Regions from separate parts of the Homo sapiens genome. Here region 1 is linked to region 2. A link is an interaction called in ENCODE POLR2A ChIA-PET data of the cell type or tissue named here. Cell type or tissue: PC-9. All regions are shown on one strand. Each heading gives the region's core, and the rest is flanking DNA. Links, peaks and the distances in the headings are about the cores only.

Region 1 (16,813 bases), core at 3,170-11,169, 90 kb after region 2:
TGTTTTTTCCTCCTTCAGTTCTCTTTACATTGTGAGGTAAGAGCCATGCTTGCAGCTTTATAATGGATTCGTTGGCAAGGGCCTACTGGCATCAGGTAGAGTTTGAGATTGTAAAATTAGCAACATAATATTTTCAGTTGTTTCAGTTGCTTGTAGATTTTTACGGGTCATTTTTGCCTTTAGTTCTGGTTTAAAGGAAAAATATTGCCTTGACAATCTTTAATTCTAAATTTGGAAAGGACATAAAGATATTCTTATACTAAAAAGAATGGGCCAAAACAATTGTTAAGTACCTTCATATATATTTATGTATATGTCTGTGTGTGTTTGTGTATTTGACATGTACACATAACTTAATACCATTGCATTGAATCGAAACATTTAAAAAAGGCAGTTAAGAAGACTGGACCAACAAAAGGGAAATTTTGAGGTGGAGAGGGGTATGGACTTTTAACAATTAAAATTTAGAAAAATAGCAGATATTTTCTTTTCTATAGAATTGGAACTTTGACAAAGCTTTAAAGCAATATGCCATGAACATAATTACCTGATTTCAATATGAAATGGACATGGAGATGTCCTAGATTTTCTTAATTTATTTCATTATGGAGTGTTTACCATATGTATTCATGTTGTGAGATAATCAAGAATAAAATAATTTACACTACAAAGAACAATCATTTTATTTTTCAATGATTTTATCTCATTTTTTATCGTTCAGCCTCTCAAATTAATTCCTTCTTGAAGGTGTGAGAATTTTTCTTCACTACTAGAGGGTTATTCCAGTCATCTGCACTACAAAGGAGTGGTTTCTCATTCTATTTTAGTAACCTGGGAATGGCAAATATTTAGAGGAATTCTAATACAATGGCAGAAGGAGAAGGAAATTAAAGTTTGGTGGGTTCTTCTCTTCTCTGCGTTAGATTTAAAAGTATTTTTGTCTAGAAATATTACAAATTTGCAGGTTAATTTAAAGGGACATTTTTCTCTTTGTAACTTTATGAATAAATGGAGAAAAATATTCTCTGTATGTTTCCTTTGTTCCAGTTTTAAATTTTCCTTTATTATATGTTTTACTTTTAGGTCATTTCCCATTTTTCTGACTTGGTTTTGTATGGAATTTGACAGAACAAAGAAAGCATTTAATGATGGAGTTATATAAATTCTTTATCTTCTATGACAGGCTAAACTTACTGGAAATAAATGTTGATGACAATTAAGATTATATTAAATATCTGCAGAGTGTATTTGTATAAATGCTTAGAAATTAATATACACTGAAAAAATATTAAAAAGTATTAGAGAAGCTAAAAAAGAAATTTTTGCAAAAGAAAATTTTCGGAGAGAATCTTGAGATCTGTTACATGTAAATTATGATTAGATCAACCTTTAGAATATATATAATCTCCATATAGTGAAGAAACTTATGAGATAGTACTAGTCATAAAAGAAATGCCAGTTCAAATAAGGTAGGAAAATAATTTCATGTGTTTTTAACTAACATTTTTTGTTTTTAAACATATTAAGGCTCAGATTTGTCTGGGTGTAGGATTTAGAGGGCAATTTGGTAATACAATTTAAGTATCATAAAAGTGTTCATACGCTTTAACACATTAATTCCAAGCATAAAAATTAATCCTAAAAAAAAATTTAGAAGCAGTAACAGTACCGCCACCACCACCAACAATGTACATATATACAAAGTTTTTATGGAAACATTTTTTTCAATGTCCACATTTTTCAAAATAAAGATGGCTGGGCACGGTGGCTCACATCTGTAATCCCAGCACTTTGGGAGGCCGAGGCAGTCTGATCACGAGGTCAGGAGTTTGAGACCAGCCTGGCCAACATGGTAAAACCGCGTCGCTACTAAAAATACAAAAATTGTTGGGCGTGGTGGCACATGCCTGTAATCCCAGCTACTTGGGAGGCTGAGGCAGGAGAATTCCTTGAACCCGTGAGGCAAAGGTTGCAGTGAGCCAAGATCGTGCCACTGCACTCTAGCCTGGCGACAGAGCGAGACTCTGTCTCAAAATAAATAAATAAATAAAGATTATACATTGTTTAGAGACAAGCTGTTCAAGAGTTTTAAGAGAGAGGTGCACAGGCATAAGCATATTGTTAGTTATACACATATGGTGGTAAGTGTGCTTGCAAAAAGGTCTGTTAAAATATATACTAGGCTCTGGAAGTGTACGCTGTGTAGTGTTACAATTCTATACTTAAAACAAGGAAAACTGACAGTATACTGTGTTTGCTTACAAGTAGACAAAATGCAAAATACACCTGTACAAAAATAGAAGGCATTCCATTTATATTTTATAAGGTGAGAGGGGCTCTGATTGTAAGGAAAGCTACTGAACTTACAGCTCTTTGAAGACCAGGACCCATCTTTTCTTATTCATCTTGGTAGCCTAATAGAGTGCCTGTCCTATAATTGACTCTCAGTAGATAATTACTGTTTGGATCTGTTATTCTCCTCTTTAACCACTGCTGCTGAATAAACTTCCCAAACTCCTGCCAGATAACTGAATTTGAATCACTTTGGCTCTCTCCCTTGAAATTCTTATCCCTTCACCTGGCCCAGGGATTTTTTTTTTTAACTTTTTATTTTGAAATAATTTTAAACTTTCAGAAAACTTTCATAGAGTTCCTGGGTTCCCAGCTTTTCTTCATGTTAATATCTTATATAACCATAGCACAATTATTGAAACAAGGAAACTAATATTATTATAATACTTCTATTAATTTCAATTTTGCCAGTTTTTTCACTTATATCCTTTCTCTGGCCCAGATCCAATCCTGGATCCCACACTGTACTAAATTGTTGTGTCTCCGTAGTCTCTTCCAATCTGTTAATGTGTGATAGTTCTCCAGTCTGTCTTTATCTTTCATGACCCTGGCAATTTTAAAGAGCATTTTTAAGGTTTCTTTTTAAAAATGTTCCTCAATTTGGGTATAGCTTATGTTTTCTCATATTTAGATGGAGGCTATGCATTTTTGGCTATGCATCCTACAGAAGGGATGCTGTATAAGTCTTAATGCATCATATCAGGGGTATATGGTGTCCGTATGCCTTATTGGTGATGTTAACTTTGATCACTTGGTTAAGGTGTCTGCCCAGTTTTTACTCTGTAAAGTTACTATTTTTCCCTTCATGATTAATGAGTATCTTTTGCTCACTGATTTTAGCATCCACTGATGGTTCTTGCCTACAATTATTACTATGGTATGTGTCTAATGATGACTTTTTATTATTTATTTATTTGGTGAGACGGAGTCTCGCTGTGTGCCCACGCTGGAGTGCAGTGGCGCGATCTTGGCTCACTGCAACCTCCGCCTCCTGGGTTCACGCCATTCTCCTGCCTCAGCCCCCCGAGTAGCTAGGACTACAGGCGCCCGCCACTACGCCCGGCTAATTTTGTTTTTGTGTGTTTAGTAGAGACGGGGTTTCACCATGTTAGCCATCTCCTGACCTCGTGATCCGCCCGCCTCGGCCTCCCAAAGTGCTGGGATTACAGGGGTGAGCCACCGCACCTGGCCTGTCTAATGATGGCTTTTAAATTTCTACATTTCTTCTACATTCAGTAATTGGAAAGCTACTGTAAGGAAGATCCATTTCTTCTTCCTCATTTGTTTATGTAAGTATGGCCTCATGAATATTTATTTTATTCCATGGCTTATAATCCAATACTGTTATTAATTTATATTTTTGCTTAAATTGTTCCATCTTTGGCCATTTGGAGTTCCTTTGAATTGGTTTTTGTGTCCGTTCCACATGTTTTTGAGCACTTCCATACTTTGAAGTACCACAAGATATTCCAGGCTCATCTTATATTTTCCCAGCACCCACCCTAGAGCTCCAAGGAGCCCTGATTTCTTTTCTTTTTTTTTTTTTTTTTGAGACAAGATCTCGCTCTGTCACCCAGGCTAGGGTGCAGTGGTGCAATCACAGCTGATTGCAGCCTCTTTCTCCTGGGCTCAAGTGATCCTCCTGCCTCAGCCTCCCCAAGTGTTGTGGTATGCACTACAGCTGCTTACCACAATACTTAGCTAATTTCCTAATTTTTATTAGAGGCAGGGTCTTGCTATGTTGCCCGGGCTCCTGGTTTCTTTTATTGAAGAATGGCATTTAGAAACCAAGTCTGAGTGCTAGATGTGCTTCCTGCTCCTTGGTGTCATTGCTTCTGGGTCCTTTGAGTGGGCAGAGTGAGGAAATATACGTATATGTACTAACATGTATATAATGTAGCATTCAGAGTTCCTCCATGTCTATCATGGGGATACACACACACACACACAGACACACATACACACGGACTAGTATTTTCTCCTACTGAGATTATTCCTAATTTGTATGATAGAATTAAATATAAAAGCATCACGATTTTCTGGTGCTTTGCCATGTGAATAAGTTTGAAAACTACTTCATAGGGCAACTTGGAAGGAGATGTATAGGCTTAAACTATGTATATAATGTAGCATTCAGAGTTCCTCCATGTCTATCATGGGGAGACAAGGGGATGAGGGAAAAGACCTTTCAGCGACACGTTTCCAACTCAGATAATGGAGCTCATACACAAATTCCTTTTATACTTCTACATTTTTCTGATGCTGATGGCAAAGAGAGGTAGGCTATAGAAAATCTGAACAGTGAGTGTTGACAGAATGGTAGAGACAGCAACAGAAGCAACGCTTTGAGGTTTATTAGGCAATAATACCAATGATAGGAGCAGCTACCACACCTGTTAGTTTGCACTAGTTTCATATGCTGTCGGGTTCAGACGTTCATGTAGTCATGAAATGTTTATTGAGCATCTACTATGTGCTTAAAAATCACATTGCAAAAGCCAGCCAAACTTATTTTCAGATAAAGCTCCACTGACTCTATGAAGATAAAGTTTAGATCTCCCTGGTAATAATACCTACATTTCTTCCTTAAGGAGGATTAACTTGGTATAGAAGAAGACAACTGAGCACAAATGTGGCTGGCTAGGTGCCAGCTCTTTGAAGTTCCTTAACTTGCATAGATTAACCCTGTCAATTCTGAAGGTATAGGAAGCCAGATCGTACTTTGATGTCAGAACTGTTTTGAGAGACCATTTATGTTGTGTTTCCTTTGAAGAAGAGTGATTCAAGGCAATCTTTACTTACATAGGGCCAATGAGTTGACCTAGGAAGCCTAGAAACAAAAATCCTTTGCCAAAAAAGAGTTGAAAGTAGCTGTAAGTGATTTGAAACATCATATTTACATAAGAGTTTTGAGAGAGATCATTTGGAATTAATCTAGTTTACCTAGAGGCAGAGGATTAGTTGCTCAAAATGATTCCTTATGGGAATTCCTAGTTTGATGTCATGCATCTCTCAGAATTTTTTGGGCACTGGCATGTTTAACTGCAGTCATTTCTGGGGAGGGTTTGTTTATAGATAAATGCACAACTTTACATAAACACAAAGTTTGTGATTGAGACATTTTTTAAAACCAGCTAAAAAGGATTTCGAATGGGGGAAAAATAATCACAGAAGCTGAAGGTTCAGTTTCAGAGATACCAAGTTATCAGGTTTCTTTCTTGATGTCAGATTAATGGGAAATTGGAAACTGAAAGCTGGTGTGTATTACCCTCTTACACTTTAAAATGTTGCTTGTTAAGGCAGGCACATTTTTAAAATACTTGTTTGAATACCTGAAGTACAAGCCCTTATTTTCCTGCCTGTATGTCATCCTTCTGATTGGCTGTTCTGATTGTAGCCAGAATATCTGGGCATTTTTCAGGCAGTTGAGATAAAGAAACTCGTATTTTCTTCTTCATTACTCTTAAATTCATAGTTCAAAATATTTATGTTAGTTTTAAACATAATAGTTTCCTGAATTAGGTAATTTATAAATGTCACATTGTTTTTGTTTTTTTTTTTTTTTTTTTTTTTGAGACGGAGTCTCGCTCTGTTGCCCAGGCCGGACTGCGGACTGCAGTGGCGCAATCTCGGCTCACTGCAAGCTCCGCTTCCTGGGTTCACGCCATTCTCCTGCCTCAGCCTCCCGAGTAGCTGGGACTACAGGCGCCCGCCACCGCGCCCGGCTAATTTTTTGTATTTTTAGTAGAGACGGGGTTTCACCTTGTTAGCCAGGATGGTCTCGATCTCCTGACCTCATGATCCACCCGCCTCGGCCTCCCAAAGTGCTGGGATTACAGGCGTGAGCCACCGCGCCCGGCCTGTTTTTGTTTTTAATATTTTTATGTTCAAAATGTTGATGTCTTTGAGAATGGAAACAGATCTTTTGTCCTAATTTGACCAATTGGAACAAGGTATAGAGGTCACAATAGCAGAGAAGTGGCACTGCTGAACCATTATAATTTCATTATTTCAGTCACTGATATTAAATCTGGGTTCAGGTTGGGACCCTTTTGGGTTCTTGGCTTCAGATCCCTGAAATGTTGACTGTAGAAGTTTCAGTTCACAATTTTGGGTGGATTTTCAAAATTGATCTGCCTGACTGTTAGGAGCAGGTTGCATTTCATACTAGTTGTTTCATTTAAGAACATTTCTAGGAGATGGTTTAGCTTTATAAAATTACCTGAAATATCACAACATAGTCCTACTTGAGTTTCCTGAGCTCACTTCTAAGTGATCAGTGTGTAATGGAAAGAAAGTCTCGCTAGTAATTTTTAAATTTAGATTTACTAGCCAATCATAATGAGTATCACATATGAAATATAGGCTGGCTACTTACTGCATGCATGTGAATGAGACAGAGCAAATCTCTACACACATTATATACATTGAACAAACCATCTTTTAAAAAGTTAAAAATTTCAAGCTGAAGAAGCCAATCTTAAGGAAAAGTTTTTTTAAAGTACAATTTTCTTTGGTATTTTTATTGGGTAAAAAGGGTAAAAAGTTTTACTTTAAGTAAATTTTTTTATGGAGCAAAGGAATGCCGAGGGTGGGGTAGCATAAAAATTGTGAAATTAGAATGCCCAAAGTAATGGGAGAAGCTGTATTAAATTTTGAGTTATGTAGTGCGTTTATCAGAATGTATTCTGTTGTACATTGAAGATAAAAAGCAAGCCAGAAAGTATTTAGAAAATTTTTATTTTCTCCCACATACTGAGAGAGTAACCAAATCGTCTTAAACATCAACAATATTACCTTTTATAGAACAATTAAAATGCAAGGTTTCTTTTTGTTATTTTAGTGACAACTTTATCTTGAGTAACTGGCTTTGTCAGTTGTGTGTGTGTGTGTGTGTTTCTATTTGAAAGGCTGTGAAGAGATTTCTTAGTTTATTCAGTTGCTTACTTTTTTCTCTTTCTTCAAAAAATTTTTTAAATGGGCAAATAATAATTGTACATATCCATGGAGTACATAGTGATGTTTCTATACATATAATGTATAGTGATCAATCTGATTACTTGGAATATCCATCATCTCAAACATTTATCAGTTTTTTGTGTGTTGGGAATGTTACTTTGAGACATTTAAGATAAATGTTTTTTTCCCCTAAGATTCCAACTCTTTAAAAACACACTTTATAATTTGGGTGGAGTATATTTTATATTTTTTATTACACTATATGGCATATTTTGGGAAAAGGTATTGGGATTCTTCTGAGGTCAAGAAGTTTTATGTTAAGAACAGGAGAAGAAAAAACCCTCAAAATCTAAGTAGGCTAGTATTAAATAAATTGATGTTTAATCCTTTGAAAGCCAGGGTTTTGCTTGGTATCTAGTTACCTTGTATACCTTGTCTGCTGAACTGATTGAGGATGGGTGATTCTGTTTTCTTCCAGGAAATGCTTTTCCTCAGTTCCTTAAGCCTCCTGTTTAAAGGGAACTCTTTCAAGAGATTTTCTGATTAAAGATGAGAGAATGCAAACAGTAGCACTTGGGATAATATCTTCTGGCTTTTGTGATACAATTTTTCTTCCAAATGTAAATTTTTCATTGGGTTGGTTTATCATTTTCCCCATGCAACTATTTTTTTTTTTTTTCACAGAGCCACGTTTTATTATAACTACATGAACTATATATGCCTTGGGGCAAAGACTACACAAAACACAGAAACAGGAAATGCCTGTTAGGTTAAGAGACATGGGATAATGGGTAAAAATATCTTTTAAAAATTACTTACTGTTGTCAGCATTACTGCAGTAATATAAAATGAAGACAATTTCTGATTTCATTATCTTGAAAACTTCTTTTACACTTGTACTTTTCCATTTTGTTGTTTCAGAGCAGAAACCTTAACCAAGGAAGTAGTGAAGTTCTGTATTTTTATTCTATGAATTTAAATCATTTTGAAACCAGTCATAGCTTAGAGCTGTGCCTTTCAAGCTGTTTTATTGGCATATGTTTCTAAATATTAAATATCAACTGGAAAGTAGAAGTAAATTAATGTAACTAAAAAAGATTTACTTTAGCATATGAAAGGTTATCATCTCCAAACTGTTAATATTTACAAGTGATTTTTTAAAGTGATAAGCTTCCTTATAGTGAAATACTTATTAAGTAGGCTCATTTATTCAACATGTATAATTATTTATTGCTTTCTATATGACCAGCTTTCTATATGTTAAGAACTGGATATATAATCATTAGTGAGCAAAACATTTATGGGTTCTTCTATTGGAGTTTATGCATTAGTTCATTTGGTAGATAATTGTTGAACACCAACTATGTGCCAGACACTGTTCTATAATTTAGGGTTGTGCTTTGTGGAGGGAGAAATAAGTAATAAATGTGGTAAGTGCTTAAATAAATGATTAAGATCATTTCAGATAGGGATCAGTACTTCAAAGTGAGTAATACAGGGAGAACTAATGAAGTACCTGAGCTGATCTACTTTACAGACTAGTAGAGGAGATAATTTTAGTATAATTAATCACATAGATAAATATGATAAATGCTGTAAAGGAAAAGCAATGAGTGTTTATGAGAGCTGATAAATGAGGGAGATAAGGGATAGTTCATTTTGGGGGAATCGGGGAAGACTTCTGGAAGAAGTAACATTTGAGCTTAAATCTGAGCTACAACTAGGTGTTAGTTTTCTAGGGCTGCCATAACAAGTATGACAAACTGGGTGGTTTAAACAGCAGAAATGTATTGTCTCTCAGTTCTGGAGGCTAGAAGTCCAAGACCAATATGTAGGCTGGGTTGGTTCCTTCTGAGGGCTATGAGGGAGAATCTGTTCCATGCCTCTCTCTTATCTTCTGGTGGTTTGTTGGAAATCTTTGGTGTTACTTGGTTTGTAGACACAATAGCCTGATCTGCCTTCACATTCACATTGTGTTCTCCCCATGTGCTTGTCTGTGTCCAGATTTCCTCTTTTTATAAGGACATCAGTCATACTGGAGTAGGGACCCACCCTACTCCAGTATGAACTCATTTTAACGAATTACATCTACAACAGCTTTTATTTCCAAATAAGGTCACATTCTGAGGTACTGAGGGTTAAGACTTCAATATATGAATTTGAGGGGGACATAATCCAACCCGTAATACCAGGAGTTAGCTAGATGAAGAGAGGAGGGGGGATGACTTTTCAGGAAGAGAGAACAGCATGTGTGAAGGTATTGTGTTGGAGAAGCATGGCTCATTTAAGAAATGAAGTGTAGCTGAAGCATAGAAACTGAGAGGAAGAGTGAAGTGACAATTCCGGAGACATTTTGAAGGTAGAATAGATAGAGGGGACCTAATGACCAGCTGAACATGCTGTGAAGGAAGGAATAATCAAAGATAATTTCCTACCTATAGCTGTGATGAAAGTATTTTCACCATTTTCAGGTAGAGATATCCAGTAGAAAGATAGAAATTTCTTTCTATAGATCAAGGGAAAGATTGAAGCTGGAAATAAGGATTTGGAAGTAAACTATATTATAGGTCAAAAGTAGGCTAAAATTACTCAGGAAGAATGCTTTTAGATGAGAGGGCTGAGACCTAGAACCTTAAAAAACATCCATATTTAAAGAGGGGGCCAGAATAAAAAGCCAACAAAAAAAACAAAAAAGCAGGAAAAACAATATGCAGTAAGAAAAAGTAGATGGATTACTGCTTGGGAAACCAAGCTAGAAGAGAGTTTTGAGAAGGAGGGATTGGTTGATGGCATCAAATGCTACATGAAGGTAAAGTAGGATGAGACCTGGAGAGAGATCTGATCTCATTTGCCAGTTTGAGGTGATTAGTGAGTACAACAGGTTATAGAATAGTGAAAGTGGAAGCCAGGATTTGGGTGTGTGTGTGTTGAGGAGTAAAAGGCCAATGGAGAAGAAGAAGGAGTAAATATAAACAACTATCTTAAGAATTGGCAATGAAGGGAAGGTGATACAGGGAAGCACATACAAGTTTTAGAAGATGGTAGAGAGCTTAGGAAGATCTTGTATGACTGAAAACCAAGAGCAAGAAAATTAATGGGGGTGGGGAGAGGAGAGGAGAGGAGGGAGTGATACCTTACATAAAGATACGTAAGAGAAGTGTTCCCATTTAGGATTTGCTTCCTGGCATTTCTCAGGAATTTTATGTTTTTCTAGATTCCCAAATGCTGAAAAATTTGGTGGGGAAATCAGGAAAACAGGCAGGGTATTGTAATTTTCCTTCACGTTTAGCAGTCAAGGCAGAGGTTACTGATTAAATTCATGGACATCAAGTCTGCAGCAACAGCAGGAAACATGACACAGAGAGTCAAAGGTTAAGATGGCTATTTCTGGGAAGCTGGAGAGGAACACAGGACAGAAAGCTTCACGTCTTATTGTGGCTTTGCCGTGTACTAGTGTGTATTCCTAGCCCTGACTACTGCTAATGGTGAATCATTCTTGCAAATAACGTAAGTATGAATAAGCTTATTCACATAGTATATTTTGTATATGATTCCAGTGAGTGGTGTCCCGAGAAATAATAAGTTTTGACAGCAAAATCTTAAATTGGTCATTTGGACATGTGATTCTTTGTAATGCTATTAATGTTGCTAGGAGATCTGAATGTTACGTTACTTGAATACTATACCTAATAATGTTTGCTGAGGGCTTCCAGTGTTTGGTATCTGCTACAGGCTACGATTATTTGTAAATACTTTTGACAGAATAAATGCAAGAGATGATCACAGTGTGGCTATGGAACACTTTGATGTGAAATCAGAAACATCTGTAATCTGGATTAGCAAAGCAATATTCACTTTAATGGCAAAACCGAAATCAGTGCAAGCATACAAAATATTTTTATTGTTAAAGAAGAAAATGAGCTTAAATGAAGCAAAATGTGTTTGAATGTCCAGCTTGGTGATCACACCAACATCTATGCAACATGAAAGAAAGTTTTCTATGTCTGGAATGTTTGTCATGAAATAAAAGTCAAGTCTCAAGGCAATTAATGTTTTATGTGTTTTAAATTTTTATTAAAAATTGGTGGCTTTTAAATATCAAATATTTGTGATATCATCTGTAAATTTTTAAATAATTTCTATTTGACATGTGTTAATGTTTACTTCACTTGATGTTTTCTATTATTAGATGTCTATATCAGGTATAGATCATTTTTATGTTACGAAAATATCGATCTTATCACAATACCACAATATATTGGTTGATAATTATAAACCATGCCTTTATTATTAAATCTTTTGTGTTAAGAAAACTACTAAAACTTTAGTGGTTTTCTATTAAATGGATAATAACCCTATCATGGAAAAATTATTCACTGTATATAATAATTACTGTCACTCATTATTGTCATGGGATCCTTGGGATGTTACTTCGCCAACTGGAAACCTCTGTAGCTGGCGGAGCCTTCTTCCTGAGCACTGCTTGTGCCTGCTGGCCTCATTCCGCCCACTCGACCTGGCAGGCTGTGCTTGGCTCATGCTACCGGCCCGGATCCCACACCTGCCAAAGGCAAGCCAGGCATGGAGCGGTGAGGGCTGTGTGGGCGAGTGAGTGTGAGGTCTGGCTGCTGTGCACAGACAGCTAGGCACATCAGCTGCTGTGGCAGGGCGGGCAGCCCCAGGCGCCGGCACTGACTCCATGGAAGGCTGCGGCTTGACCAGATGTACTGCATGCAGCTTCCACTGCGGGCACCCATGTCTGGATGAGGGGAATGTGGTGGTGCCTGGAAGCTTGGAGATGCCAGGAACTGCAGAGCCCCAAAGAGAGTGTCACAACCCTGGCTCCGGGAGCTCCTAGATGTGGGCTCCCTTCTCTCCTTCTTGTTGCCCACAACGTGGCTAATGGAGTGGGGGCGTGTTTCAGCCCTGTTTGTGTTACAGCTCTTTCAGCCCTGCCATTCAGCAGGTCCTAAGTTCTTGTCCCGTGTCCAGGAATAATGAGGTACATGGACAACTGGAGTGTGAGCAAGGTGGAGAGGAGCTTCATTGAGTGGCAGAACAGTTCTCAGGAGACCCGAAGTGGGTAGCTCCCTCCCGCAGGCAGGTCATCCCTACAAGTTGAGGAGACGTGAAGTGGGTAGTTCCTTCTCCCAGCCGGTAGTCCCCATGTCTGTGTGAATCTGACTGGGTGGGTGGTTATGGGTCTCATAAGGCAGGAAGTGTGTACTGGTTGATCCATGGTTGGGCCCAGAAAAAGCTCCCTAAGTTCTCACTCCCGGTGCAGACTTCACCTAGAACTGACAGCCCGGTCCCCAGGCTTCAGGCCGTCCCTGGCTTGAAGGTGGGGCTTCACCAGGGACCTACCCCTTTCCACCCAGGAGCCAGTCTGCCTCCTGACACCGTAAGTCACTTTAGTCCATCGCGCCCAGGCTGTTCCTGCAGAGAGGCACCTGCAGGCCAATGCTGAGCCACCCTCAGTGCCCCCTCGGGCTCCCTCCCATACTTGTAGGCACCCAAAGTCCAGAGGGGACTGAGGCAGCAGGGGGCTGGAGTGTTAGCACTGCCTCAACTGTGCACACACCCGCCCGGGTTGCGACAGCGCCTGGACTCGGCTTCAACTTTGCTCCCAAATCAGAGCGAGTGCTGGGAGCAGGGAGCAGGGGGAGGCCAGGCAGCAGGAGCAGTCACTTCCAAGCCTGTGGGGGCAGGGGGCTTCTCGGGCCCCCAAGAGTGCAGAGATGCCTGGGTCCGCAGCCATGGCTGGGTGGCTGTAGCTGCGCCTGGGAGCATGGGGCTCCTGCTTTGCCAATTCGGAAATGGGTGGGGCTCCCACCTGTTCCCGCTCCCGCTGGCTCCCTGGAACAGGCACCACGAACCCGGCTGTGCCTCCCCTGCTACAGCCGGCGACGCTGCAGCGGCTGCTCCAGACGGGCTGCGGGTGCCATCATTATTATTTTAAAACACATAAATAAATATTTGAAAAATACAGAATAACCTACGAGATTGAGAATTCTTGTAGATTCCAATTTATTTCCTAAAGATTTAGAAACACCACCTAAGAGATTGATTTGACCCAAAGGCTGGGATTAAGGACCCACAGGTAGAAAAATAAGCATCTGAGTAGGGACACCCTTTCTTCTTTCCTTATTTTGGGGGAAGGATTTCAGGATGGGTAGAAATACAGATGCATTTGAAAATCTAGAGAATAGTCTCAGTTTTCTTTCCAAAGGAGTACACTCACATTTCTTAATTGTGATGGGCAAAGGGCAGGGCTGAGATACCAGAGGTAGGTTGTTATGGTTTGGAACAGCTGACCAGGGATGAGCCTAAGGAGATACTGTCCAGTTGAATGCTCAGCTGAAGTTATCAGGGAAATTCTGAAAGGCTCATTAGGAACCTTTTGTAGACCTTGGTGCTTTTTTGCCACTGTACTCTTTCCAAGTAGTTAACCGAATACCAGTCAACTTAGAAAATAAATTCAACACATTTTACTGTTAATTTGGCTTATATTTATTGTTTTAAGAATAACTGATTTTTTAAAAAAATGATGAAATACAAACTTCTGCCATTTATCTCATCATTTTTCGCAATCTGTGATTTTCTTTTCCTTTGTGAGGGAATGCTGGGAATACATCAGTAGTTGCCCAGTTCTGACTGTTTATAACAAACAGAATAATTAATGTACATTTTATCTCTTTAAAATAACATGATTGATAAACAGATCAATGGAACAGAATAAAGAGTCCTGAAAGACTCACACATACATGGCCGGCTGATTTTTCAGCAAAGGTGCCAAGGTAATTCAATGGAGAAGGATCAGTCTTTTCCACATATGATGGGTTAACTGGATCTCTTGCAGGTGGAGAGGGAAAACTTGATCTCTATCCCACAGCAAATATAAAAATTTTCTAAAAGTAGATTATAGACCTAAATGCTGTAAACCTAAGGCTATGAAACTTTTAGAAGAAAACATAGAGAATCTTTGTGACCTTAGGAAAGGCACAAAGATTTCTCAAGATTTTTTAAAAAGCCTATTCATAAGATTTTTTAAAGTGTTGATAAATTGGACTTTATCGTAATTACAAATTTCTGCTCTTCAAAAGATACCATTTAAAAAATGAAAAAGCGAGGCTACAAGGTGCAGTGGCTCATGCCTGTAATCCCAGCAGTTTGGGAGGTCCAGGTGGGAGGATAGCTTTACATCCAGGAATTCGAGACCAACCTGGGCAACATAGGGAGACACCGTCTCTACAAATGAAAAAAATTAGCTGAGCATGGTGATGCATGCCTGTGGTCCCAGCTACCGGTAGGCCGAAATGGGAGGATTTCTTGAGCCTGGGAAGTCAAGGCTGCAGTGAGCCATGATCCTGCCACTGCACTCCAGCCTGGGTGACAGAGCACAATCCTGTCTCAAAAAAAAAGAGGCTGGGCGCGGTGGCTCATGCCTGTAATCCCAGCACTTTGGGAGGCCAAAGCAGGTAGATCACCTGAGGTCAGGAGTTTGAGACCAGCATGAGCAAGATGTTGAAGCCCCGTCTGTACTAAAAATACAAAAATTAGCTGGGTGTGCTGGTGGGCGCCTGTAATCCCAGCTACTCCGGAGGCTGAGGCAGGAGAATTGCTTGAACCCAGGAGGTGGAGGTTGCAGTGAGCTGAGATCGCACCATTGCACTTCAGCCTGGGTGACAGAGTGAGACTCTATCTCAGAGAAAAAAAAAAAAAGGTAAAAAGAAAAAGCAAGGTACAAAGTAGGAGAAAATATTTGTAATACAATGTGTGACAAAGGGCTTGTATCTAGAATGTTAAAAGAACTCTTACATGGCAAACAACTTTTAAGAGGTGAGCAAAGATTTGAAAAGACACACAAAGAAGATATACAGATGGCCAATAAGCACATGGAAAGATGAGCATCATCATTAGTCATCAGGGAAATTATTTAAAACCCACAATGAGATACCATTTATAACTGCCAGAATGGCTAAAATGAAAAAGACCAAGGATTTCAAGTATCAGAGAGAATGAAAAACAAGTGTGAAATGGCAAAACCACTTGGAAAGTTTTGGAGTTTCTTAGTAAACATGCATGTACCTTATGACCCAGTAATTCCATACATACATGAAAACATGTGCCCACAAAAAGACTAACTTATGAGTGTCCATGTGAATCTTATTCGTAATAGCCCCAAACTGAAAACAATCTAAGTATCCATGAATAGGGAAGTGGACAAACAAATTTTGATATAGTCATTCAGTGGCATACTCCTCAGCAATAAAAAGACAGCACGGATGAATCTTATAGATATCTGTTGAATAAAAGACTTGGCACAAAAGAGTATATATTATATAGTTCCATTTAGGAAGTTCTAGAACAGGCAAAACTATGATGATAGAAATGATCACAGTTTGCCTGTGATGGGATATAGTGGGGTGATTAACTACAGAGGGTTACAAGAGAACTTTTGGTGGTGATGGAAATATTCTGTAACTTCATTGAGGTTGTGGTTTCATGGATGCATCTATTCGTTGTCAAAACTCATTGCACTGTGTGTTTAAAATTTGTACATTTTATTGTATATAAATTATACCTCAAAGTTGTTTAAAAATAAAAACATGAAACTTTTAAAAATAATGAAAAATATTGTTAGCATATAGTTTTGTATACTTTTTAAAAGCCTTTGTCGGCTAAATTTATGAGGAGTTGTACTGTATTTCTAGGATACTTTATTAAGCCTTCTGGGAGGCAATTCAATGAACCTGTCATTAATCATTTTATTTTGCACCTAATAGTTGTGGTTAAATCTAGAAATAATGAGGTAAGCCTTACTCCCTCAAGGAAACATTTCTTAACATCTATCACTTTCACTTTCATTTGAATGTTTTTATTTTAAAAATACATACCAGTTTTATTATATTTACTTTTCTGTATGTACAGAGGCTAAAGTACTTGGTGTTTTAGTTAAACATACATGTAATGTAAAAACATGTACATGTCCATTTCAGATTTATTTTCAAAAGTATATTCCCCATCGAATCTGAATCATAGGAATATTTAAGTCTTATGTCTTCGCAGTAAGTAGTACATTTTTACTGTAATTTTTTCCCCTGCTTTGTATCTTGATGTCCTGCAGATGAACTGGTGACATCTGATATTCACTAGTCATGTTCGTTGAGGAAAAACATACACTTTCTTATTAAATCCACTTATCTGTAAAGTTTTGGTCAGGGATTTTAGCTTTTATTATGTGGATTATAGCTTATAGTATGTGGAAGAAATCTAACTGCAGGGATATAAACATTGTTTGGGGTGGAAAAAGCCTGCACTAGCAGATGTATTATAAAAGTTGAAGCCAGTATCAAAATGTCTTTTTCAGAAGTGGTAAATAGAATTTTTTTTTAAACACTGAGATCATAGAGCCGATTGTTGGGGAGGGAACACAGTTACTGAAGTATCAACTTTGTTTTTATGTGGCATAGAGTGTTCTTAAAGAGTAAAGGTGATTGGT
Region 2 (16,813 bases), core at 5,011-13,010:
AGCTTTGTTCCCTAGAGCTTAGGAAACTAATAGAAGAATATGGACTTATTAAAACTTGGAAGTATGGAGCAGTATGGCAGTTTCTCAAAAAATATATAATAGAATTACCTAGTATGTAGCAGTTCCACTGCTAGATATATATTCCAAAGAACTGTAAGCAGAGACTCAGAGATATTTGTACACACATTGTATTCTCACACTGCTATGAAGAACTGCCTGAGACTGGGTAATTTATGAAGAAAAGAGGTTTAATTGACTCACAGTTCCGCATGGCTGGGGAGGCCTCAGGAAACTTGCAATCATGGCAGAAGGCAAAACGGAACCAAGACAGGTCTTCACATGGTGGTAGGAGAGAGAGAGAGAAGGGGGAAGTGCCATACTTTTAAACTATTTTGTGTTTTAAAATTTTTTGATTTTGTGAGAACACTATGATGAGAACAGCAAGGGGGAAATCCACACCCATGATCCAATCACCTCCCACCAGGCCCCTCTCCTGACAAGCGAAAATTTCAATTCAACATGAGATTTGGGTGGGGACACAGAGCCAAACTATGTCACCCATGTTCATAGAGGCACTATTTGCAAGAGCCAAAAGATGGAAGTAACCCAAGTGTCCATCAATGAATGCATGGATAAACGTTTTAATTACCTACAATGAAATATTGTTCAACTCCAAAAAGAGAGTAAATTCTGACACATGCTATAAGGTGGATGAAGCTTGAGGATATTATGCTAAATGAAATAAGCCAGGGACAAATAGACAAATATTGTATGACTCAACTTATGTGAGGTACTTAGAGTAGTCAAAATCATAGAAACAGAAAACAGAAATGGTGGTTGCCAGGGGCCTGTGGGAGTGATATGGTTTGGCTCTGTGTCCCCACCCAAATCTCATTTCTAACTGTAATCCCCACGTGTGGAGGAGGGACCTGGTGGGAGGTGATTGGATTATGAAGGCAGTCTCCCCCATGCTGTTCTTGTGATAGTGAGTGAGTTATCACAAGATCTGATGGTTTTATAAGTGGCAGTTTCCCCTGCTCTTTTCTCGCCTGCTGCCATGTAAGACGTGCCTCCTTCCTCCTCCACCACGATTGTAAGTTTCCTGAAGCCTCCTCCGCCATGCAGAACTGTAGGTAAATTAAACCTCTTTTCTTTATAAATTACCCAGTCTCAAGCAGTTCTTTACAGCAGTGCAAAAATGGATTAATATGGGGGGGAAGAGGAAATGGGGAGTCATTACTTGATGGGTATAGAGTTTCAGTTTTGCAAGATGAAATGAGTTCTGGGTATTGGCTGCACAATAATGTGGGTGTACTTAACACCACTGAACTGCACACTAAAAATGGTGAAGGTGGTAAGTTTCATGTTACATGTTTACCAATATTTAAACAAAGCGAAAACACTTATAAGTTTGGAAGAAGAACTTTGCAGAGCTAAAGCTCAGACCTTGGAGTGTTAGTGTCTCTGAGCTCAGAGGAAAGGCCCTGTGGGGCTGAGACCTGGACCTCTGGATATGGTGGGGATGGACTGGCTGCTACTGGTGTCTTGAAGGAGGCACGATGATCAGGCTACCCCTATAAGTGTTGGAAAAACTGCCAACTGGAACCAAGTGCTGGTACTGGGACTAAACTAATTGCTGCTGCCTGGTGAAGAAGAATTACTAGGGTGAGACTGACAGGAAGCAGAAAAAAATTCCTTCTTTCTTCTCCAGCCTCGCAGTCTCCCTCTACCAACCTCTCTTGGCAGAGTCTAGCTTGGAGCCAGCTGGCAAACAGAAAAGTGGTTTGCAAAGTCCTGATCCCAGCAGCACCAAACTGAGTATAGAAGAGGAGTTTGAAAATGAGACAATGGCTGACACAGTGGGCCACTGAACATTTAATTTATGAACAAGGAAATGGCATAATCAGAGTGTTAGAATGCTGACTCTGGTGGCAGTGTGAGAAATAATTGAAAAAGGGAGACTTACGAGACTATTAAATCTATCCAGGAAAGATGCAGTGAGAGTCCAGCCTTGGATTTGCTCCAATTCTGTTATCAAAGTTTCTGTCCTGTTCCTGAATCCTGAGTCATCTTGCCCATGTTATCCTTAGTTCTTGTACGTGGATCCCCTTCCAATTTCTGTTGCTGTGCCTTTTTAGCCTACCCAAGACTGCCCATTCACAAGTTAAGGACAGCTAAGAATTCTAGACTGGACAGCCTGCCTGGGTCCCCTAATATGACCTGCTTTAAATAGCACCATATTCCAGGAAACTCTTCAGACATCCTGCTATTCCTCTGAAATCTCTGAAGCTAACTGCTTACCTAGTCCTACTATGTGCCATACCTAAGTGTTAGGGTTTCAGAGATGAACGATATTCTATACTCAAGAGGCTGGGCATGGTGGCTCATGCCTGTAATCCTAGCACTTTGGGAGGCCAAGGCAGGAGGATCATTTGAGCTCAGGAGTTAGAGGCCAGCCTGGCCAACATAGGGAGACCTCATCTCTAAAAAAAAAGGAAAAAGTATTCTATACTCAAGGAAACTGAAGTTTAGGGAAAAAGGCATCAAATGTAAATAAATAGTTAGAATATGATGATAGAAAAGTAATTGCTAATATTTATTATAAGATAGGAATTTTTAAGTGCTTGAGATACAAACACATTTAAACCTCGTAACAAACCTAGGAGGTAGGTTCTGTTATTACTCCCATTTTATAGGTGGTGAAACTGAGACACAGAAGATTAAGTGATTTGTTCAAGGTCAGGCAGTAAGGAAGTGTTGGAACTGGCATTCAAGTCCCAGAGCAGTCAGCCTCTGCAGTTCAGGATTCAGGGACTGAGAGTAGGAAAATTTAAAAAGGTTGATGAGGTTCAAATGGAAATCAACAAGAGGGTCTGACAAATTGGATTAAGTTTTCACCTGTGGGTAGAGGGAGAAAGGGTGTGTGTGTGTGCGCGTGCGTGCGTGTGCACATATATATGCGTATGTGTTCGTATTCGTGTGTGTGTGTGTGTGTGTGTGTGTGTGTGTGTGTGTGTAGCTGCATGGCTCTCCTTAGAGATGCTTCTTTAAATCCCCCTTTTCTTGCCTACCACTGCTTATAACCCACCATTTCTGCAATGAAAGGCAGAGATGGAGGACCTGCGTACACTCTATGGTAAATTGTTGGAGTAAAACCTGTTCAGAAATCAAACCTTCCTCTTTGGCTGCCTGCCACTGTGCTGGATTCAATCATAACAAGTAGCCCAGACCCCAACCATCTTCTCTACATCAACCTCACCTTTATTCTACCACAATATTCATCTGTTATCAAATGAGATAAAGTATAAGAGAGCATTTTATAAGTTATTAAGTGTCATACAAATATTAGTTATCATTGTTACTACCACCTGCAAAACTGGTCAATTTCGATAAGTTTCCTTTTCTGCATGTCTGAGTTCTATGAAAAACTTCACTAAAAAACTCATTGAAAAATCCCCATGTTGTTTTCGGAACTGATCACTAGGTGTTGCTATTTGATAACACATTATCAACACCCTGCCCACCCCCAAATGCCTGTATTTTTTTGCAGAGGTACTGAGATTGATTTTTCTCTATTTGATTTTGATAAGAATTATCTGTTGTGTTTCACATAATTTGCAGAGAAATAATTTGAAGTCAAGTAGGAGTAATTGGCCTTATTCCTTGCTTCCCCTCTTTTTCCTCTTTCATGCCTTCGATTTTAACAACCATCTCTCTCACTGCAGTGCCTGCAATGCAGATCACTCCTCAATCCCTATTTCATCTATTCAACAAATATTTATTGAACATTATATATGTGCCAGACATTGACTAGGAGCTGAGTATACAAGAGTGAATAAAACAGCCAAAGTTTTGACCACCATGCAGCTTACTCTTACGGCTCTTTCTTGGACAACCGACCCACATTTTCAACTTTTTTTGCAATAGGAACTAAACTTGTCTTTTCGTTTCCCACATTGAAAATCTCTCAGGTAGCATCCATGTAGCTGAACTGCTTCTCAAACTCATCATATTCATCCTGAGCACCACCTTTTGACTTGAATGGAAACATGACTTGTTCTCTTAAGTCATCAAGCTCAAAAATCTCAGTTATGCTAAGTGAAATAAGCCAGGCACAGAAAGTCAAATACTGGGTGATCTCCCTTATATGTGGAATCTAAAAAAGTAAATTTCATAGAAACAGTGAGCAGAAAGATGGTTGTGGTTACCATCGGCTGGTGAGGGGGAGAAGGGTGGGAGAAGCGAAGGAATGTTGATCAAAGGGTTCAAGGTTTCAGTTTAGACTGAAGGAATACGTTTCAATGATCTATAATAATGTATTGTGTATTTCAAAACTGTTAAAATAATAGATTTTTAACATCTCACAAGAAAAAAGATAAATTGATGAAGTGATAGATATGTTAGATATGTTAATTAGCTGGATTTAACCTTTCTACAATGTGTGCATGGATCAAAACATCATGTTGTACCTCATAAATGCACATAATTATTTTTGTCAATTAAAAATAAATAAAGTTTAAAAACCCAAACTTTTTTTTTTTTTTTTTGAACTGCTTCCTCTCCTTTGCTTCCATTCCTAATCAATTGTCACATCCAAGCTTTGGAACAGGTCTTCAGTGCCCCTGGCCTGGGCCACAGTGATAGAATTTCCTGCTTCCTTTTCCTCTTACCTCCAACAAATCCTCTACATTGCTGACAGAGTAATTCTCTTGAATAGTACTTCTCACCATACAACCCCCAGCCCCTTTCTTTATTCTAAGCATTTAAACTCCTATTCTTAGCATCTAAATCTCTCCATCACCTGACTTCAACCTCCATAGTCTTCACTCTACCTCTAAATCAACAAAAAGTGGGTTAAGAAATGTTTATGTACCATGCATTGGACTAAGGCACATGGAGTAGAGATATGAACAAGACCAGATCCCTTCCCTCATGATAAGCAGAAGATTACTAAATAAGTGTTATGGATTGAATTGTGCCCATCCCCAATTCATATGTTGATACCCTACCCGCCAGTACCTTAGAATGTATTAGGAGATAGGGCCTTTAAAGAGGTAAAGGGGTTAAATGAGGTCATGAGGGTAGGACACCAATCCAGTAGGACTGGTGCTCTTGTAAAAGGAGAGAGATACACCAGGGATGCACACATACAGAGGAGAGGTGACGTAAGGACACAGAGAGAAAGAAGACAGCCATCTGCAAGTCTGGAAAGAGACCTCAGGAGAAACCAAACCTGCCAACACTTTGATCTTGGACTTCCAGTTGATGGCAGTGGCAGGCCATTTGTAGCAACCGCTGCCATCATGCCAGCTGCAGCAGGGAGGCGCAGCCAGGGCTGCACACTCCATGAAGCCAGCAGGAACTGGGGAGAAGTGGGAGCCCCACCCATTCTGAGTTGGGGCAGGAGCTCCTTGGATGCCACTGCAGCCGCCCAAGCCACAGCTGCGGACCCAGACATCCCTGTGCTCTTGGGGCCCGGGAGCAGGTGGGAGCTCCAACCTCTGATGCACAGCTTCAGCTGCCCAAACCAGGGCTGCAGATCCAGGCCTCCTGCTCCATGGAGCAGGCAGGAGCCACCTCCCCTCCTGCCCCTCCTCCACCCCCACAGCTGTAGCCGCCCAAACTGTGGCTGCAGACCCAGGCATCTCTACACTCTTAGGGGCCCTGGAAGGCCTCCTCCTACCCTCACAGGCTTGGAAGTGCCTGCTCCCACTGCCTGGCTTCTCTCTGCTGTAGGCACCTGCTTCTATCTTGAAGCAAAGTCAGGCTGAGCCCAGGCACTGTTGGAGCCCAGCCAAGTGTGCACACTCTTGGGGCAGTGCTGACATGCCAGCTTCTTGCCATCTCAGCCACTTCTGGACTTTGGGCACCAACAAGCATAGGAAGGAAGCCAAGGGTGGCTAAGGGCAGCTCTGCACTGGCCTGCAGGTGCCCCTTGGCAACTACAGCCTGGATACCATGGATGGCAGCTGAAGGCAGACAGGTTCCTGGGCAGAAGTGGGCAGGTCCCTGGTGAGGCCCCACATTCAGGCTAGGGAGGGCCTGAAGACTGTGGGCTGGACTGCTAGTCCCATGAACCAGAGTAGGAACTCCTGGTGCCTTTTCCCGGCCCACCCATGGCCACCTGTGGACCAATCGGCACACACTTCCTCCCCTCTGAGGCCCATAAAAGTCCTGGGTTCATCCAGAGCTGAGTAGACATTGGGATGAACAGCTGCAGAGAGGAGCTACCCACTTCAGGGACTCCTCTCTGCTGAGAGCTGCAGAGAAAATGGTATAACTTGTCTGCAGAGAGGAGCTTCCTACAACAGGGTCTCCTCTCTGCCAGGAGCTGAACACTCGCCAATGGGACACCATAGCTACAGAAAGGCGCTGCCTTCTGTGGGAGACCGAGCTGTTCTATCACTCAATAAAGCTCCGCTTCATCTTACCCACTCTCCACTTGTCTGCATACCTCATTCTTCCTCGTCACAGGACAAGAACTCAGGACCCATTGAATGGCGGGGCTAAAAGAGCTATAATGCAAACAGAGCTGAAACATGCCCCTTGCTTGCCATGTTGCAGGCAAAGAAAAGGAGAGATGAGCTGTGGCCCTTCGGGGATCCCAGACCTTGGAGCTCCCTGAGCCAGGGCTGTGACTCCCTCTTTAAAGCCCTGCAGTTCCTGGGATCTCCAAGCTTCCAGGTGCCACCATATTCCCCAGTGCCAGCCATGATGAGCTACTTGTGTTGCGTCTGGTTCAGCTGCAGCTTCTCAGAGAGCCAGCACCCATGCCAGCACCTGGTGCTGCCCACCCCACTGCAGCAGCCAGCATGTCTGTCTGGGCGCAGTGGCCGGACCACAGATTCATTCACACACCCCTCACCATTCCACGCCTGACTCATCCTTGACAAGCATGGGACCCAGGTCAGTAGTGTGAGACAAGTTCATCCTGCCTAGCCAAGTAGGAGAAAAGAGCCCAGCAGGCCCGAGCAAAACTTGGGCAAAGGTACCACCGGCTACAGAGATTTCCAGCCAGAAAAATGGCACCCCAAAGATCCCATAACACAGTCTTGATTTTGGATTTCCAAAACTATCAGAAAACAAATTCTGTTGTTTAAGCCACCCAGCCTGTAGGTATTTTGTTATGGTAGCCCTAGCAAACAAAGACAATAAGTAAATGCAATAAATTTTTGGAGAAATGGTGTTGGGCAGAACACTGGGACCACAGGAGGGAGGGGTCCACATATCTCTCTTTTGTATTATTATTATGCATTATTATGTGTTGTATTATTCATTGTTTTCCTAATATGCCAGTCTCCATAGCTTTGCCCTTACTGTTTTCTTCACTGGGCAAATGCAGCTCCCTATCTTCTCTCTACTATGAAAATCGGCCCGTCTTTTAAAGCCAATGCCATTACCGAGTTCTCTATAAAATCTTTCCTCTGTTCTAAATTTGATTTTATCAGTCTTTTCTCTTGGTTCCCTTACCACTTTTTTTGTGTGTGCATGCCTTTCTGATAGTCCTCATTTTCTGCAGCTTTAATTTTGATTCTTTGGTTTTTTTTGTTTGTTTTTTTGTTTGTTTGTTTTTTGAGATGGAGTTTCGCTCTTGTTGCCCAGGCTGGAGTGCAATGGTGTTATCTTGGCTCACTGCAACCTCCGCCACCCGGGTTCAAGCAATTCTCCTGTCTCAGCCTCCCAAGATTATAGGCATATGCCACCATGCCTGGCTAATTTTGTATTTTTAGTAGAGATGGTGTTTCACCATGTTGGTCAGGCTGGTCTTGAACTCCCAACCTCAGGTGATCTGCCCACCTCAGTCTCCCAAAGTGCTAGGATTACAGGCATGAGCCACTGTGTCTGTCGATATTCTTTGTATTTTTAACTCACCTATTCTCCCAATCTTAAGTGCCTCAATAGAAGGAAATGTCTGTCACTCATTTATATGTACTGAAAGTACCTATTACTGGGATTTGCACACAGTAGATGCTCAATAAATATTTATTTAATTTGAACAAGGGGAAACTCCTGCAAGAATAAAGAGAATTATACACTTTTGTTGACATTTTAAGGAGAATATATTCTTTGTTCTTTTCTAAAAAAGAAATGATGGGGTTATTTTCCATTCTCTTACAAATTATGGACTTAAAAGGGGTAACTAAAAGAAACTGACCATCCAAGTTTCTATGTCTTCAAGTGTCAGTTTATCCAAATCTAGAAGTTTGGGTTAAACAAACACATTCAGAGTTTATCTCTAGCACACTTCTCTGTGGGTATGAAAACATTTGGGATTGAAGAGTTATTGGAAATTTAACTTCTAGAGAATGAGAACAATGACCTAAAAGTTTAACTCCTTCTTTTCTTCCTGTCCCCTAAGTTATGGCCTCAGCTTCTGAAGCCCTTTCTTCTATACCCTTTGCTAAATTTTATTAAGATCTAGCATTCACCTGAAAACTTCAGGGGGCTCACAGAACAGCTTCAGAATTCCCCCACTAACTCTCAATACAAACAAGTACTCTTAACCCTAAATGCTTTCCTCTTTTTTTCTTTCAGTTAAATCTTAATTTTTAAAGTGTAATGAAAATATTCCTGACTGGGTGCAGTGGCTTATGCCTGTAATTCCAACACTTTGGGAGGCCAAGGTGGGAGGATTGCTTGAGCTCAGGAGTTCGAGCCCAGCCTGGCAAACATGGTGAAACTCTGTCTCTACTAAAAATGCAAAAACTAGCTGGTTGTGGTGGCATGTGCCTGTAGTCCCAGCTACTTCAGAGGCTGAGGGGGGAGGATCTTCTGAGCCTGGGGGGAGGAGTTTGCTGTCACCCTCCAGCCTGGGCAACAGAGTGAGACCATGTCTCAAAAAAAAAAAAAAAAAAGTCTAAAGAACTTTAGTAACTCAAACATGAGTCATGCTGGAATTAAACAGAAAAAAAACCTGTCTTGCTCTGTTGAGCTGTTAACACAATAGTCTTCATATAAACCTAAGCTAGGAAATCCTGTTCTCATTTGCTCAGTGGAATGCTATACAGAAATGAAAGAAAGTAATGTGGAATGAATGAAGCTACTCAAAAGAATACATACTCTTTCTTTATTACAAAGCTTGAGAATGAGCAAAATTAATGTCTAGTTATTGTGAGGATTAAATGAGTAGATTCATGCAAAGCCCTTGAATGAATAGACTAATTGAAGCTAATCAATAAGTGTGAGCCACTTTTGTCACCATGAGGGTTGGTCACTGAAACCCCTCTGAAATAATTGCACTTATTAAGTGGTCTTTTTTTTTTGACAGAGTCTCACTCTGTCACCCAGGCTGGAGTGCAGTGGTGCAACCTCAACTCACTGCAACCTCTGCCTCCCAGGTTTAACCAATTCTCCTGCCTCAGCCTCCCGACTACAGGTGCACGCCAACATGCCCAGCTAATTTTTGTATTTTTAGTAGAGATGAGGTTTTGCCATGTTGGCCAGGCTCATCTTGAACTCCTGACCTCAGGTGATCTGCCCGCCTCAGCCTCCCAAAGTGCAGGGATTACAGGTGTGAGCCACCACACCCGGCAACATTAAGTGGTCTTAATGAAGAATCTTAAGCTGCCCTGATGACACGGTGATGAAAGCTCCAGTAAGCTAACTTCACCCAGAAGACTGGTCACCTCCATCAGCACCTGCAGGCAGAGGTGATGCTAGCAGTAAAATGAGGCTGACTGAAGGGCAGGAAGCAGAGAAGGGTGTGGCTCAGGCGAGAGATCCAGCGAACAGTGGCTAGCAAGGTATTTCTGAGAACAGCATGGGGAGGGTGGGAGAAACAGGAAAGCAGGTGTAATAGAAGCTCCAGAGTGGGACTTTAAGGACACCCCCACACATGATAGCTTCCATCACCCTTCCTCAAGCTATCCCAAATAAGTGCACTCTATGGGCAGTACTTTTTATAATTTAAGAGAAAACCATAGGCTCGCTTTGGAAACAGCTCCAGGAGATGTTCCTTAGCCCTGTTCTTAACCAGGACCGCCCTCCTTTAATACCGGATCTGGAGCAGCCCCTGGGTCCTTGGTCCCTCATTCCCTAAGACAACAGCCCATTCATCCTGCCTTAGATGCTACAATGAGGCAGATGTGAGGGACAGGAATTCATCCCTCCTCTGGTTCCAGAGTCATGTCCCACAGTGGTAGTTTCCATTGTACTCTGTCTGGCTACATGTTGAGCCTGCAAACATGCTGTTAATGCTCTTTTTAATGTTCTGTAGTAAGAATGTATGCATGCTCAAAAATGTTGAATAACAGAAATACCACTTTTCAAAAATTGCAACATTTCTGTTTATTTCTCTCCTTTTCCATCTACTCTCCTTTTACTCAGGAATTTGTAGATTCAAAGTAACTTAACTAGTGGTTTGGGGATTTATAATAGATTTTATGAAGAAGGCTTTGAAAGTACTTTAAAAAACACTATATTCCTTATATTTCAATCTATAAATGTAAAAATGTCTCCATAAAGAGCCAAACTGCACTTAAACTGTCATTTTCAAGTTCATGGACACTCATAATCCAAAATTAATTATAATCCTCAGTAATTATAATGACACCATTAAGTTCTTCACATCTCAGGATTTGTTCTACATGAGAATGATCTTAACTCGATTATACTTCAGCAACCTGAGTTGTCATATAATTGCTCTCTGAAACTCATGAATGGTGACACCGCAGGTATTTAACAAATGCTATTGGATTTTCTTATCCTGATCATGTTTCCTTTTTCCTCACCTCTAAAAAAAATGATGTAGGAAAGGTAAAGGCATGGAAAAGGAAATATGAACTATTCATGACATTTTTCAAATGAAATGATAATTCAAATTATGTTTTGGGTAATAGAAAAATGGAGCCTTAAGCAAAAATTGTAGACTAGTTGGCATTCCTCTAGCTACAGTAAGTGAAGCCTGAATCTTTGACTCTATACATCTTCAAAGTATCCTAAGGTGAGCAGACTTTGGGTTAGTTCTCATAGTGTGGTTTTCTCAAGAAGAGTCCCACAGGCTGGGCGCGATGATTCATGCCTGTAATCCCAGCATTTTGGGAGGCCAAGGCAGGTGGATCACTTGAGGTCAGGAGTTCGAGACCAGCCTGGCCAACAAGGCAAAACCCTGTCTCTACTGAAAATACAAAAACTAGCCAGATGTGGTGGCGGGCACCTGTAATCCATCTACTCAGGAGGCTGAAGCATGAGAATCGCTTGAACCTGGGAGGTGGAGATTGCAGTGAGCTGAGATTGTACCACTGCACTCCAGCCTGGGCCACAAAATGAGACCCTGTCTCAAAAAAAAAAAAAAAAAAGAAGAGTCCCACAAACTTTGTTCCCTAATGAACTTAGCTATGAACTATATGCATGTATAAATGCAGGGTATACTTTTTCTCTAATAGATTGGGTTAACTTTGCCTATGTAATTTGTCAAAGTTTCCCAAGATAAGGGATCATGGACCTAACAGGATCATCCATGAGCATACTGAAATTGTATGTAAAATTGTGTGTGTGAGCACGTACTTTTTCCTGGGAGAATCGGTGTATATTTTGGATCATATTTTCAGAAGGGAAATCATTCTCATTAAAGAAATAAGGGCAAGAAGGACTGACTCTGGGTGAGAACCAGAAAAAAAAACAAGGAGCCCAAGAGCAAAGTCTAATGCTGGTACAAGACAGCAGGAGGGGTGGGTGGAGTGAATGGCACAGGCAGTGGTTCTGAAGCATCAAACTAGAAAATAGCTGTCCAAGAACAGAAAGTCATCCATCCCGGAATGATAGGGTTTATTTATTGTAAATACTCTGAGTTCATTTGCCAGAATTGATTTTTTTGAGGCAGGCTCACACAAATCATTCAGGTCAAAAGACTCTCCAGCCAAGCCCTAATGGACAGAGGAAAGATGTCTGACGTGAACCGTAGGTGGGTAACTACTTCAGCAAACACGAAGGAGTTTGATGAGGAGGAGGGAGTAGACTGGCTGAATTCATGTGCTTAGACCTTAATTGAGGACCAGATAAAGGGCTCATCATTTAGGTTGTTCCTTTCAGGTCTTTTCAGTTAGTTTATGATTTGGCCAGAGGTCATTCTTCTCCAAAGTAGCACATCTGTTTTTATTCATTCACTCTTAGGTAGGAATTCAGGATGTATGGTGACACTGGAGCAGTTAGTTGCAGGGACATGGAGGAGGTGGGAAGGGAGAGGAGGACACAAGGGGAAGGGCACATGGGCAGAGGGACAGCAGTTCTGCAGAGCTTCACACCTCCCGGGAGGAAGAGTGGAAGGGCCTGGGACCATAGCACTGTGCTGGTAAACTGAGGCCCTCCTGTTCCATATGTCAATCCACTATTAATGCTTCATTTCATTAATTCTTGAAGGCCTTTTTTTTAAATGAATATTTTCCAAGGAAATAAAAGAACACTCCTGGGAGGATCAATGCTTAAGACCTCTTCAGCTTCCACCTCAAATTTTAGTTAATACCATAACAAGGGGTGGGAACACAGAGGAAATATGAGAGGGCTGATGATTATGTTCCATAATTTTGCTAAGAATCCGACCTTTTTCAGCGTTCCTGTCCCAGCAGTATTTAAAATCATTACTGGCTTACATGTCAAAAGTTCAGGGATCATATTTTTGAAATAAAACTGACAAGTATAAGTATACTTACATGGATAATAGGATAGGATACCTGAGATTATAATGAGATTTAGCCAAAGGTGGCCGACTCCCATTTCACTTACGAGTTACACCCTTCCCAACCTACAATTAGATCTGCTGGCTAGATGCCACATGAAATGTAAGGCAAACTTTTCTTCCCCTTAAAAATTGTAGAAAAATTACTGGTCTAAAGTTTTGGGTAATATTACACTTTTTATTTGGACACTTTGGTTTAAAGACTTTTATTGTTTAAAACTGTATATTTTATTGTCATATGTGTTAGCTGTCAAGAAAAGGTTATTATCAACCATAACACACTTATTTGGGCAGCTAGCAATGAACTATTCAAAAAGTCCATGGTAAATGGCTTTGATGTTTTGAAGAACATGTGAATGCTGGCATTCTGGGAGTGTTTGAGGGAAGTCCAGCTTTTAAGATAAACTGATGCTTAGAAGGTGTAGAAAGAATGTTATCTACCTTTGTAAACTGAAATCTCTTTGGGACCTTAAAAAAAAAGCAAGAAAGTTATCTTTCTCTTTAGACTAGGAATACACAGGAAGAGGAAGGTGAAAAGCGAGTTGGTTGGGTAATGGACTATTTTAAGTGTTTCATGTTGATTTGGCGAAAACAATTATTTTTCTTATTTAAAAATTACATTTCACATCAAGACTGAATGATTTTAATATTTTAAACATACATTTGTTTTGTTAAGGTAACTAGAAGTGATTTTATTTTCAGGCTTATTCTTTCACCTCTGCTTCTATGAAGTGATTCATGTTACACTGGCATGTAAAGTACCCGAGCCTGCAATAGGGAGAAACTTCTCCAATGAAAAGAGGTATTTTTCTAGCTACGTATGCTGCATATTTGTCAAGGAAAAACTGTTAGTGGTTTTGCGGCTTGACATTTTCCATTTCATATATTATTTAAATAAACACATTAATTTTAGATTTGGAACTGTTTGGACAGTTAGCTTTCCTGAGTCATCTAAGACCCCTCTCTGTTCACCTTACTATCAACTATCTTTTTTTTTTTTTCTAGTCCCACTGGCAGTTCCTTAACTCTCTCCTTATAGCACCTACCTTTCTTTACCTACCGTTTTATCATTCTTCTTTCTCTGTATTTGACTTTGTTTTGGAATAGAAACAGATTAAATTTGCATTTTTCAAATTGTCCAAGTTGGAGAATGACCCTTTACATATAATACAAGTAAAGGTGAGTGAACTTCTGTGAACTTTCTTCTGTGAACTTTTGTACCATTCATGGGCCAGAGAACCAATTTTTGGTATATTACATATGGTGTGTGTGTGTGTGTGTGTGTGTGTGTGTGTGTATTTAAATATACCTTCTTAGTTTAAAAATTCAATGGTGTAAAATAAAATAATAACATTAGAGTCCAATTTGACTTCATTTATATTAAGCAAAATACACTAACACACATACACAAACTTTATTGCAGATTCTCTTGGAATCTTAGAGTCAGAAGTTAGGTCATCTGGCCCACACTCACCCACTTCTCATTAAAGCAATGGTGGAAGATCGTCATTCACTTCTGTTTGGAGATCTCAAAAAATGGACAATTCTGCCTGTTTTGAATGGCTTTTTTTCCCCCCGTTGATTCATGTGTTGATTTGTTTATCTCTTTGTCATTTATCAGACACAAACTATGTCAATCACTGGAAAGCACAGTCATCTTTTGGGGTATACTTCCTGCCCTCCAGGAATGTAAATTACTGTGGGAAGAGACAGCTATGTAAATGCGTAAATATAGCATATAATATGGTCATTAACACTGCAGAGATATGAAGCCGTGGATGAGGCCAGAGGACAAGACTCATTACCTCCTCTTGGAGGCCATTGGGAGGATTCATAGGGTCACATTTGTGATGGTCCTGAAGGTTGAGTAGGAGTATAACAGTTGAAGAGGCAGAAGGAAGACATTCCAGGTACAAAGCAAAACACATGCAAAGAAACTCAGTAAGAAGAGACTGGAAAGACAGGGTGGTTGGAGGTCTGTTTCATGGAAGCTCTAAAGAGAAAACTAGATTTTGTCAGAAGGGATGAGAAGATAGGTAATTTGGGGGAGAGGTAGCGAGGGAAAAGATACAGGATGAGTCTGGAAAGATAACTGGTGGTTCTGAGTAGGAAAACCCATATCTGTTAAGGAATTGGATTTTATCCCATAAGCAACATGAAGCCAACTAGTGCTTCCAACTGTAATAATAATAGCTATCACTTATATTGCAGTTTCAATGTGGTGGGCATTGTCCTAAGTATTTTAGATACATTAACTTAGACTTTGTACCAACCCTATGAGGTAAGAACTATTATCATCCCCATTTTAAGATGATGAAACTGAGGCACAGAGAGGTTAGGTAAGTTACTTAAGACCACACAGATAGTAGTGGACAAAACTGGGATTTGAACTAAGTAAGGGAGTTTTAGAAAAATAACTGATAGCAATGTGGAGTGTGGCTCACAGCTAGTGGCAAGAAGTCCAGTCTGGAGGCTGTTATAATAATTCAAACAGAAGAGTTTATATTGAGACAGCTGCCAGGATGGAAAAGTACATCAAAAAACATACTGTGTCAAAATTTTATCTCTTATATGCTTGCTGTGGGATGCAAAGCATTCTGAGTTCTCTCGAATGATTTCATCATAAATCAGAACTTTGATAAAGAGTGGCAATAGAAGAACTTGGCAAATATTTATTGCATGCTCATTCATGCAAGCCCCTATGCAACTCTGCTCTACTTTCAAGTATCATTTACTTCATTTTTATTACAACTAAATTTCCTAGTAGAAATATAATCTAGCATTTAAAATGTGGCATGGTATTTCCTTCATGCACAGGTATTCCCAGAGAGATGTTCTTTTATATTTTCTGACCAAACGAAAATAAGCCACTCAGTGTCTTGCTATGAATCCCTGTCAGAAAGTGGCTCATGTTTGCCAGAGTTTGGGTGGGCAGTGGGCCAATCTCAAATGACTTGAGTAAATCATTTGAACCCAAACACTCTCTTCTTCTTTTAAAATCTCCACAGACTAATGGTGGTCTGCCTAAGGACGTGGTTGTTCCTGCCTGCATTCTCCGTGTGTTCCCTCCTGACTGGCACAGACTGCCTCTGTGTGGTTGATGGGAATGAGGGGTGGAGGTTGCTGTTCACATTAAGGCCCTGACAAGGCAAGCCAAGGCAATTTTCTGAATACTTAATGGGAAAGTTGGGGTTGGGTGTTAAGTGTCCAGGAATTTGTCTGAATTTACTTTGCCAGTGAGCAGATATGACATTTGTTCACTATTTATTCAACAAATCTTTATTGATCTCTATTATATGCTAGGTTTCATGCTAATTGCTTGGAGTCGGAGACAAATAAAACATTGTTTGTGGCTTCAGGAAGTTTACCTCCTAGCTCCCCATATCAATAAAAAGAAACCACATTAGTTATCATAACACAGTGAATTCAGTATTGGGAATTGGCTAAGTGAGTGATGGACAACTGAAAAGGCAAGAGGGGTCACTGAGGTCATAGAGAGACAGAAGCTGCAGGAAGCAGCTCACATCTCTAGGGCTGGAGGAACAAAGGGAAGAGCAGGGGCTGCAGAAGTGGTGCCTGGGACTCTGAGGAGGGGCCACCTTTCAGTAGCAGGTACTCTTGGGGACCTGATGAAGTTGGTTTTGGAAGTAGGGTAAAAGCTGGAAACTGGTCCTGATAGCCATTCCCAAGGAGAAGGGCCATTCCAGGTGATGCCAATAGGAAAAAGGAAGCAGACAGGAAAGAGAATGTCCCTTCTCTGTCTGCTTTCAGTATCCTTCTTTTGCCCCCTATTGGCAAAGTCTACTGGACAGCAACTGGCAAAGAAGAAATGTCCATTGGACTGACTTGTGCAGACAGAGATGCAAGCAGCTCAAGCTTTCTAGCAGGAGGTTCAGTCTAGGCCTAAGCTGGAACTGAAACATGTTTGAACATGTTGCATTCTAGAGAACTGGATATCCAGAATTTGATTTGTGTGTTCTTGCTTCAGGGTCTTTGCCCTGTTCCTTCCTTGTTCCCTCCCCTCCCCTCCAATCCCATCTCCTCCCCTCCCCTCCCTTCCCATCCTGCCCCTTCCCTTCACTTCTCACTGAATCTAGCTCTGTACCCAGGCTGGAGTGCAATGGTGCAATCTCAGCTAAC

The links. ChIA-PET counts read pairs that join two places held together with the same protein. Peaks named below come from ENCODE experiments on the same cell type or tissue, not always from the same donor. Only the 100,000 strongest peaks of a DNase experiment are listed, where the experiment ranks them.
Region 1: POLR2A ChIA-PET joins it to region 2 with 34 read pairs; 3 of 35 experiments call an interaction of 5 or more read pairs at or near these places.

The regions. Positions count from the first base shown.
Region 1 is chr1:222,881,585-222,898,397 of GRCh38, forward strand. The region is part of intron 1 of DISP1 (dispatched RND transporter family member 1); the gene reads left to right. Among named protein-coding and RNA genes, the nearest start is that of DISP1, 75 kb to the left of the region's middle. In PC-9, for the core only: no CTCF peak of the experiment used is centred there; a DNase peak (open chromatin) is centred at 8,067; H3K27ac peaks cover 1,006 bases.
Region 2 is chr1:222,789,459-222,806,271 of GRCh38, forward strand. No RefSeq gene overlaps it. Among named protein-coding and RNA genes, the nearest start is that of DISP1, 17 kb to the right of the region's middle. RefSeq lists an enhancer at 15,695-15,864. In PC-9, for the core only: no CTCF peak of the experiment used is centred there; a DNase peak (open chromatin) is centred at 8,913.